2 separate regions of the Homo sapiens genome follow, and region 1 is linked to region 2. A link is a contact called in ENCODE Hi-C or POLR2A ChIA-PET data. All regions are on one chromosome and are shown on one strand. Each heading gives the region's core, a stretch centred on a gene start or an enhancer-like site at or near the end of the contact. The rest is flanking DNA. Distances are from core to core; before and after follow the strand shown.

Evidence for each region. A loop is a pair of places that touch in the nucleus more often than their neighbours do. ChIA-PET counts read pairs that join two places held with the same protein, here RNA polymerase II (POLR2A). Pooled maps may share reads with other maps.
Region 1: a loop to region 2 is called in a pooled map, with 2.7 times the contacts of the local background. The contact joins two enhancer-like sites. A Hi-C loop is called at or near these places in 1 of 168 maps with a recorded cell type or tissue (naive thymus-derived CD4-positive, alpha-beta T cell), 4 of 37 single-sample maps with no recorded cell type and 9 of 50 pooled maps. POLR2A ChIA-PET finds 5 or more read pairs at or near these places in 2 of 52 experiments (WTC11 and activated CD4-positive, alpha-beta T cell).

What each region holds. Positions count from the first base shown.
Region 1 is chr1:211,885,936-211,889,710 of GRCh38, reverse strand. No RefSeq gene overlaps it. Among named protein-coding and RNA genes, the nearest start is that of LPGAT1-AS1, 57 kb to the right of the region's middle. RefSeq lists an enhancer at 2,182-2,231. Within about 2 kb of position 2,095, at least 2 of the 41 ENCODE cell types and tissues checked have a DNase peak (open chromatin) inside an H3K27ac peak, as active enhancers do.
Region 2 is chr1:211,678,959-211,682,604 of GRCh38, reverse strand. All of the region lies in intron 2 of NEK2-DT (NEK2 divergent transcript), which reads right to left. Among named protein-coding and RNA genes, the nearest start is that of NEK2-DT, 5.0 kb to the right of the region's middle. Within about 2 kb of position 1,689, at least 7 of the 41 ENCODE cell types and tissues checked have a DNase peak (open chromatin) inside an H3K27ac peak, as active enhancers do.

The DNA.
Region 1 (3,775 bases), core at 846-3,345, 210 kb before region 2:
AGCAGCCCACGGCGGGGGGCGTGGGGGAAGGCTCAGGCATGGCGGGCTGCAGGTCCCGAGCCCTGCCGCTCCCAGTGCGGGGCCCGCCGAGCCCACGCCCACCTGGAACTCGCGCTCGCCCGCAAGCGCCGCGCGCAGCCCCGGTTCCCGCCCGCGCCTCTCCCTCCGCCCCTCCCGGCAAACTGAGGGAGCCGGCTCCGGCCTTGGCCAGCTGAGAAAGGGGCTCCCACAGTGCAGCGGCGGGCTGAAGGGCTCCTCAAGCGCGGCCAGAGTGGGCGCCAAAGCCAAGGAGGCGCCGAGAGCGAGCAAGAGCTGCAGAGGGCTGCCAGCACGCTGTCACCTCTCAGAGTGAGATACTGGTATGGCTTGTATCTTATGAGAAGGGAAAATGTGGACACAGAAAGATAGTGGAAGATAATGTAAAGACACAGGAGAAGACAGCCAGCTACAAGCCAAGGTGAGAGGCCTGGAACAGATCTTTCCTTGACGGCCCTCAGAAGGAACCCCATCCATTTTTTTTTTTCGGAGATGGAGTTTCGCTCATTGCCCAGGCTGGAGTGCAGTGGCTGATCTTGGCTCACTGCAACCTCCTCCTCCGGGGTTCGAGTGATTGTCCTGCCTCAGCCTGCCAAGTAGCTGGGATTACAGGCGCCTGCCATCATGCCCAGCTAATTTTTATATTTTTAGTAAAGAGAGGGTTTCACCATGTTGGCCAGGCTGGTCTCGAACTCCTGACCTCATGGGATCCACCTGCCTCGGCCTCCCAAAGTGCTGGGATTACAAGCGTGAGCCACCATGCCTGGCCCCTGGGGCCCACATTTTGATCTTGGACTTCTGGCCTCTATAACTGTGAGAAAACAGAATTCTGCTGATTAAGCCATCCAGTTTGTGGTACTTTGCTATAGCAGCCCTAGCAGGCTCATTTAGACAGCAGCTAGCCCAGAAGACTAATTTTTCTCACCTCCTCATAAGATGGTTTTAATAATAAAATGAGCTAATAGAACTAAAGCCCTTTGCAAATAGTTAAAGCTACAATTAAGATGAAAGGGTTTCATATCACTATGATAACAGTCCCTGGCTGCCATATTTAAAACTACTGGATTTTTAAAATTACCCGTCTTCTATGCATACAACTGAATCCTTTTCCTGGATATATTTTTCTCTGTAGAACACATATCACCTTCTAACATACTATGTTTTACTTATTTATTTTGCTTATTCTCTGTCTCTTCCCACGAGTAGCAAAGCTCCATGAAGGCAGGGACTTTCTGTTTTGTTCACTGCTAGTCTCCAGCCTGGCGCATGGCAGGTCCTCAGCATGCACTTATCATTCATGCATGTTGGATGAATGATAAATACACATTTACTCCTTATCTTCATCAGGCTATTGTCTACTGATCCTTTAAGGCCTAACTCAGGCCTACTCTTTCTTAGGAAGCCTCCCCACGCCACTTTCCTCTTTCCTAGTTTGGAGCTTCCCCTCCATTCTCTTACATGGATCTTTCCAACAATGCAGGGACCACATTGTGTTTGTTTCCATGACTCCCTCGCTGTGGGCTTTGGAGGTGAGGAACACCCAGGTCTATATACCCTGTAGTCAAAGGAGGCGGCTCTGTGCCTGGCCCTTGGTAGGCACTCTGTGCTTCTCTGTTGAGTGAGGCAGTAGCTAGGGAACAAGGGAAGGGCATGGGCAGAGGGTGGATCAGAGGTGGCCCACAAGGGGGTACTGACCTCGTAGCCTAGGCTGTGCCCTTGAGCTACAATAGTCAACAACACTAAACACTGAAAAGGAAGCCCACCACCACAGGTTGCTGGAACCACAGAGGAAACCAAAGTGGAGAAGAGTGAGGCCAGCTGGGAGGATGACCTCACGGTTTGGAATAGAGGAAGTAAAATAAAAATTGATAAATCAGAGCAGAGATATGGAAAGCCACTTTAAAGAGAAAACAAATGAAAGTTTCCTGGAAATGCAAAACAGGAGTTTCACCTGATTAATATGTTCACATAACTGAATATAGAATGAGTCATCTGGGGCTGAGATGGGGCATGGGGTTTGTCAATTAAGAAATTTTGGTTAGAGGTCAGGCGCGGTTGCTCACACTTGTAATCCGCACTGTGGGAGGCTGAGATTGGCAGGTCACTTGAGGCCGGGAATTCAAGACCAGCCTGGCCAACATGTCGAAACCCCGTCTCTACTAAAAATACAAAAATTAGCTGGGCATGGTGGTGGGCCCCTGTAATTCATTACTCAGGTGGCTGAGGTACAAGAATCACTTGAATCCGGGAGGTGGAGGTTGCAGTGAGCTGAGATTGCACCACTGCACTCCAGCCTGGGTGACAGAGCAAGACTCTGTCTTAAAAAAAAAAATTTTTTTTTTGTTAGAAAAGGGAGAACTGGCCAGGTGTCATGCTCATGTTGTAATCACAGCAATTTGGGAAGCCAAAGTGAGAGGATTGCTTGAGCCCAGGAGTTCGAGATCAACCTGGGCAAGATGGTGAGACCCCCCACCTCGATTAAAAAAGAGAGAGAGAGAAAAGGGAGAACTAAGAGGTCTTTGTCAGCTGAGCTGTTGGCTAGAGAGTGCCCGGACTGGGGATGAAGATAGCAGATCTTCCTGGGAAGTCTTTGATGGGAATTAAATCTCAGAGGTGGGGGCAGGGCCGGTCTAGTAAAGGGAGGCCAGAATGATTAGCAAGTAGTTGGAGGTGGGGCTCAAATATAATAGTATAATTAATGGTAAGAATTCTCTGCCCCATGTGGAACATGGTGGTGGTGTTTGCATTTACAAAGGTAAAAAGTATGGGCCAGGGCAATGGCTCATGCCTGTAACCCCAGCACTTTGGGAGACCGAGGCAGGAGGATCTCTTGAACCCAGGAGTTCAAGACTAGCCTGGACAATGTAGCAAGACACTATCTCTACAAAAAACCGCACACCTGTAGTCCCAGCGACTTAGGAAGACAGAGGCAGGAGGGTCACTTGAACATAGGAGTTTGGGGATCCAGTGAACTAGGATCACACCACTGCACTCCAGCCTGGGCAACAGAGTGAGACCCTATCTCTGAAACAAAAATAAAAAAGAAATAAAAAGTACAGGTAAGACCATCTGTAAAGGTCATTGTGCTCTGAGGGAAGATTTGAGAAGCTCAGCTCATGCTTCTTGTCCACAAAGAATGAGGAAAATTATCACTGGCTTGCCAGGCTGAACTGCCTTTGGTATTTCACAGTCTTGAGGGGGAAACTGTCATCCTTTGACTGTTCATTCATTCATTCATCAAACATTTTTGAGCCAGATACTGTGCTACATCCTGGGGATACAAAAATAAATGTTAACAACCAGTTCAACTAAGAACCTTGACCTCCTGGATTTGTGTAATCTATAATCCAGTTCAAACAAGCATCCTCTGACATCCCCCTGTGCTGTGGGGAGGAAGGTGGTTAGGAAGGGCAGCTCAAGCACCAGGGGCAGCAAGGCTAATCAAGCAGAACAGAAGGTCAAAGTCCCGGAAGAGGAGTAAAATGCCAATCCACCAGGGGAGTCTGGAACCAAGGCTTTGCAACCTCTCCCTGGGAATGTTGAATGGTACCCACGAGAGCAGAAATACAGCACCAATTAGGTTACAGGCACTGCCACTAAAATTCAGTGAGGCAAAATTATCATTGAACTGAAAAAGGAAAGAATTTAGTTAAACAGATCTTTTGAGAATGCCTGCAGAGTCACTGGAATGAGTTGTTGACATTCTTCATCAACACAGAAAATGTTGCCAGGGTGCCTG
Region 2 (3,646 bases), core at 440-2,939:
CAGCAGTTCCAGTGAAGTTTTGGTGAGAGGGGATGGAATCACAACATTTAGAGCAGGAAGGGTTCAACAACTTCATTTTACAGAGCCCAGAGAAGGGATGTTGAAAAGCTAATGCAGACATAGCTACTTAACAAAAATTGTCATTCGGGGTCAGACCAATGACTAAACAGCCCAGTGTTCCAGTGAGGTGAAATGGATTCCCTCGGTCACATAACTCATTAAGACAGAACTAGGCCAGACACGGTGACTCACGCCTGTAATCCTAGCACTTTGGGAGGCCAAGGCAGGAGGATCACCTGAGGTCAGGAGTTCAAGATCAGTCTTGCCAACATGGTGAAACCCCACCTCTACTAAAAATACAAAAATTAGCCGGGCATGGTGGCGGGTAACTGTAATCCCAGCTACTCGGGAGACTGAAGCAGGAGGATTGCTTGAACCCAGAAGACGGAGGCTGCAGTGAGCCAAGATGGCACCCCTGCACTCCAGCCTGGGTGACAGAGTGAGCAAACAAACCAACAAACACACAAAGAAGACAGAACTAGAAGAGCCTGGGAACCTGGAGCTCAAGCTCACTGCTCCTACCATCACTGTGCTGCCCCCGATGGAAAAGGTAGGCGTGTCCTCTAAAACCTCCTAAGTCCCTTAGAAACACATTATGGTCCTGTGCAAGGTGGTTCAGGCTGCTATAATAAAATACTTTAGACTGGGTAATTTATGAATAACAGAAACTTATCGCTTGCAGTTCTGGAGGCTGGAAAGTCCAAGGTCAACGTGCCAGCAGATTCAGTGTCTGATGAGAGCCCGTTTCTCATAGATGGCATGCTCTATGTGTCCTCACATCATGGTAGGGCAAACACATGGCAAACAAACTCCCTGGGGCCTTTTGTATTAATATAAGGGCACTAATCACTCCCCCAGAGGCTCCACCTCTTAATACCATTACCTTGGGGGTTAGGTTTCAACATACGAATTTAGGGAGGTCACAAGCATTCAGACTCTAGCAGGCCTCACCGTCCATAATTAGTTTTAACATTTGTCTTATCACATTTAGGTGATGAATATTCTTAGAGATAACAAATATCCTGAATTTACAAGTAACAGGAAAAAACATGGAAAATTATGAATGTCTGTCTTTGTCTGAAAGTTTATCCTTATATTGAAAAGAAATGTTTTTCCCTAATTTGTACCCTTGGGTATAAATTCAAAACTATTGCCTTTTAAAATGTGATGGAGCTCTTAACTAAACACTGTTTGGTTTCAAAGATAACTTTCTTCTCATCATATCCTCCAGCTGCCTGCCATTTAGCTGAAGCTGTCTCTCAGTCTACATCTTGTCCTGTTTATCTCACGTGGTATGTGGCTGTTAAGAACAGTCTGCCTAACACCTCATTCTTTGTTCTAGAACGTGGTTATTTGTTGAGCATATAGTATGTCATGCATCTTTTTTTTAAAAGCATCTCTTAGCTTCTGATTGTTATAAACAAAGAATCTCTCCTTTTTTCTTTCTAGAAATCTTTTTTAATCACTCGAAAGAATTGCCATAATCCCTGACTTCAAATTGCTTCAAGTAATTGTGGAGATAAGACTTATACACAAATGTCTTGTCTGATTTTAAATTCTACACATGCAAATCTGGGGATTTCCTGTAGGGACAGGCGGAGTAGTGCTGCCGCGCAGGCGCCAGCTCCTCGTTTATTATGCAGTGATGTACAGCCCTCTAGTGGGTCTTTAATGCAACATAAAAAAACGAAGCTGAGGGCAATGAAATATGGCTTTGTTCATTCATCCATTCATTTGATGTACAAGTGCTGGGTTCCTGCTTTGTTCCAGGCACATTTTAGGTGCTGGGAATACTGCAGTAAATCAAACAAACAGCAACAAAATCAGATACATTAGTTACTGGAGACTAAGAAGATGGAGAGGAGAACAAATTTGGGATGAAGATCAGGAACTTGATTTTTGGCACATTAAGTCTGGGATGCTCATTAATCTTCAAGTAGCTTCTTTTAAACATTAATTAGGTGCCGGATGCAGTGGCTCACACCTGTAATCCCAGTACTTTGGGAGGCCGAGGCGGGTGGTTCACTTGAGGTCAGGAGTTTGAGACCAGCCTGGTCAATATGGTGAAACCCTGTCTCTACTAAAAATACAAAAATTAGCCAGGCATGGTGGCCTGCACCTATAGTGCCAACTACTCGGGAGGCTGAGGCAGGAGAATCTGTTGAACTCGCGAGGCGGAGGTTGCAGTGAGCCGAGATGGCGCCACTGCACTCCAGCCTGGGTGACAGAGTGAGACTCTATCACAAAAAAAAAAAAAAAAAAAGAAAAAGAAAATTAAAATTAAAATTAATCAGGCCAGGCGTGGTGGCTCACGCCTGAAATCTCAGCATTTTGGGAGGCTGAGAGGCTTGAGCCCGGGAGTTCAAGATAAGCCTAGGCAACTTAGTGAGACCTCATCCCTACAAAAAGTTAAAACAATTGGCTAGGCATGGTGATGTGCACCGGTGATCCCAGCTAACTCAGGAGGCTGAAGTGGGAGGATTGCTTTAAGCCCAGGAGGTTGAGACTGCAGTGAGCTGTGATCGTGCCACTGCACTCCAGCCTGGGCCATAGAGTGATACCCTGTCTCAAAAAATAATAATAATAGCAATCAGTGTCTCTATGGACATGTACAGAGTGCCTGTGGGAGAAAATGCAAGTGCAAATACTCTCTTATTTGAGATTTCACCAAATTTAAATGAAAACTGACAACATGAGCACAGTTAGCAAGAAAAGTGTGAAGACAGTGAATTAGACCATGGGTGTGGGGAGAGTGGTTATCGAGAAGTTCAAGGGTTGGCCCCACTCTTATAGAGTTGCTCATCTTCTTTCTCTGTTTAAATGGAATCATCTCAGTTCTTCGTTTGTTTTCTTCTTAATTCTTGCCACAATTTGTCACAGTGGAGTTTCTCTGTGTACTTAGGTTACATCCATCTCTTCCACCTACAGGACTATATGTCTGTCCTATTCACTGTGGTATCCTCAGCATCTGGCACCTGACTCAGCCTCTATTTATACTTGTTGGAGGATGAATTTTCCATTTAATAAGGCAGAGAAGATACATGCACATGAGAAGCTAGTAATATGGCCTAGTATAATTCTAAATGAGTAAAAACACAGTTGATTACTCTTAAGAGTAATTAGAAGATAGATCATAGTGGGTTGAAGTCAATCAGGAAAAATTTCAGAGAAGAAATTGGGCATGAGCTGAGACTTAAAGAATGGATGGAATATGAAGGAAAAAGGAAAGAAGTTATAGGGGAAAGGATGTTCCCTGTAACCTGTCCCTGTTTGACTCCCACATGCTTCTCATCTCCCAGTGTCTCTTTCTATTCTGGTGTCTAGTGGTCTCTGCTGGGCTGTCCTGCCCTCACTCATGATGCGGGCTAACTCTGGCCAACCTTTAGGGTTTGTCATGTGAGTGATTCCTATGCTACCCTTTTTTTTTTTCTTTTTTTTGAGACGGAGTCTTGCTCTGTCGCCCAGGCTGGAGTGCAGTGGCGCGATCTCGGCTCACTGCAAGCTCCGCCTCCCGGGTTCACGCCATTCTCCTGCCTCAGCCTCCCCAGTAACTGGGACTGCAGGCGCCTGCCACCACACCCAGCTA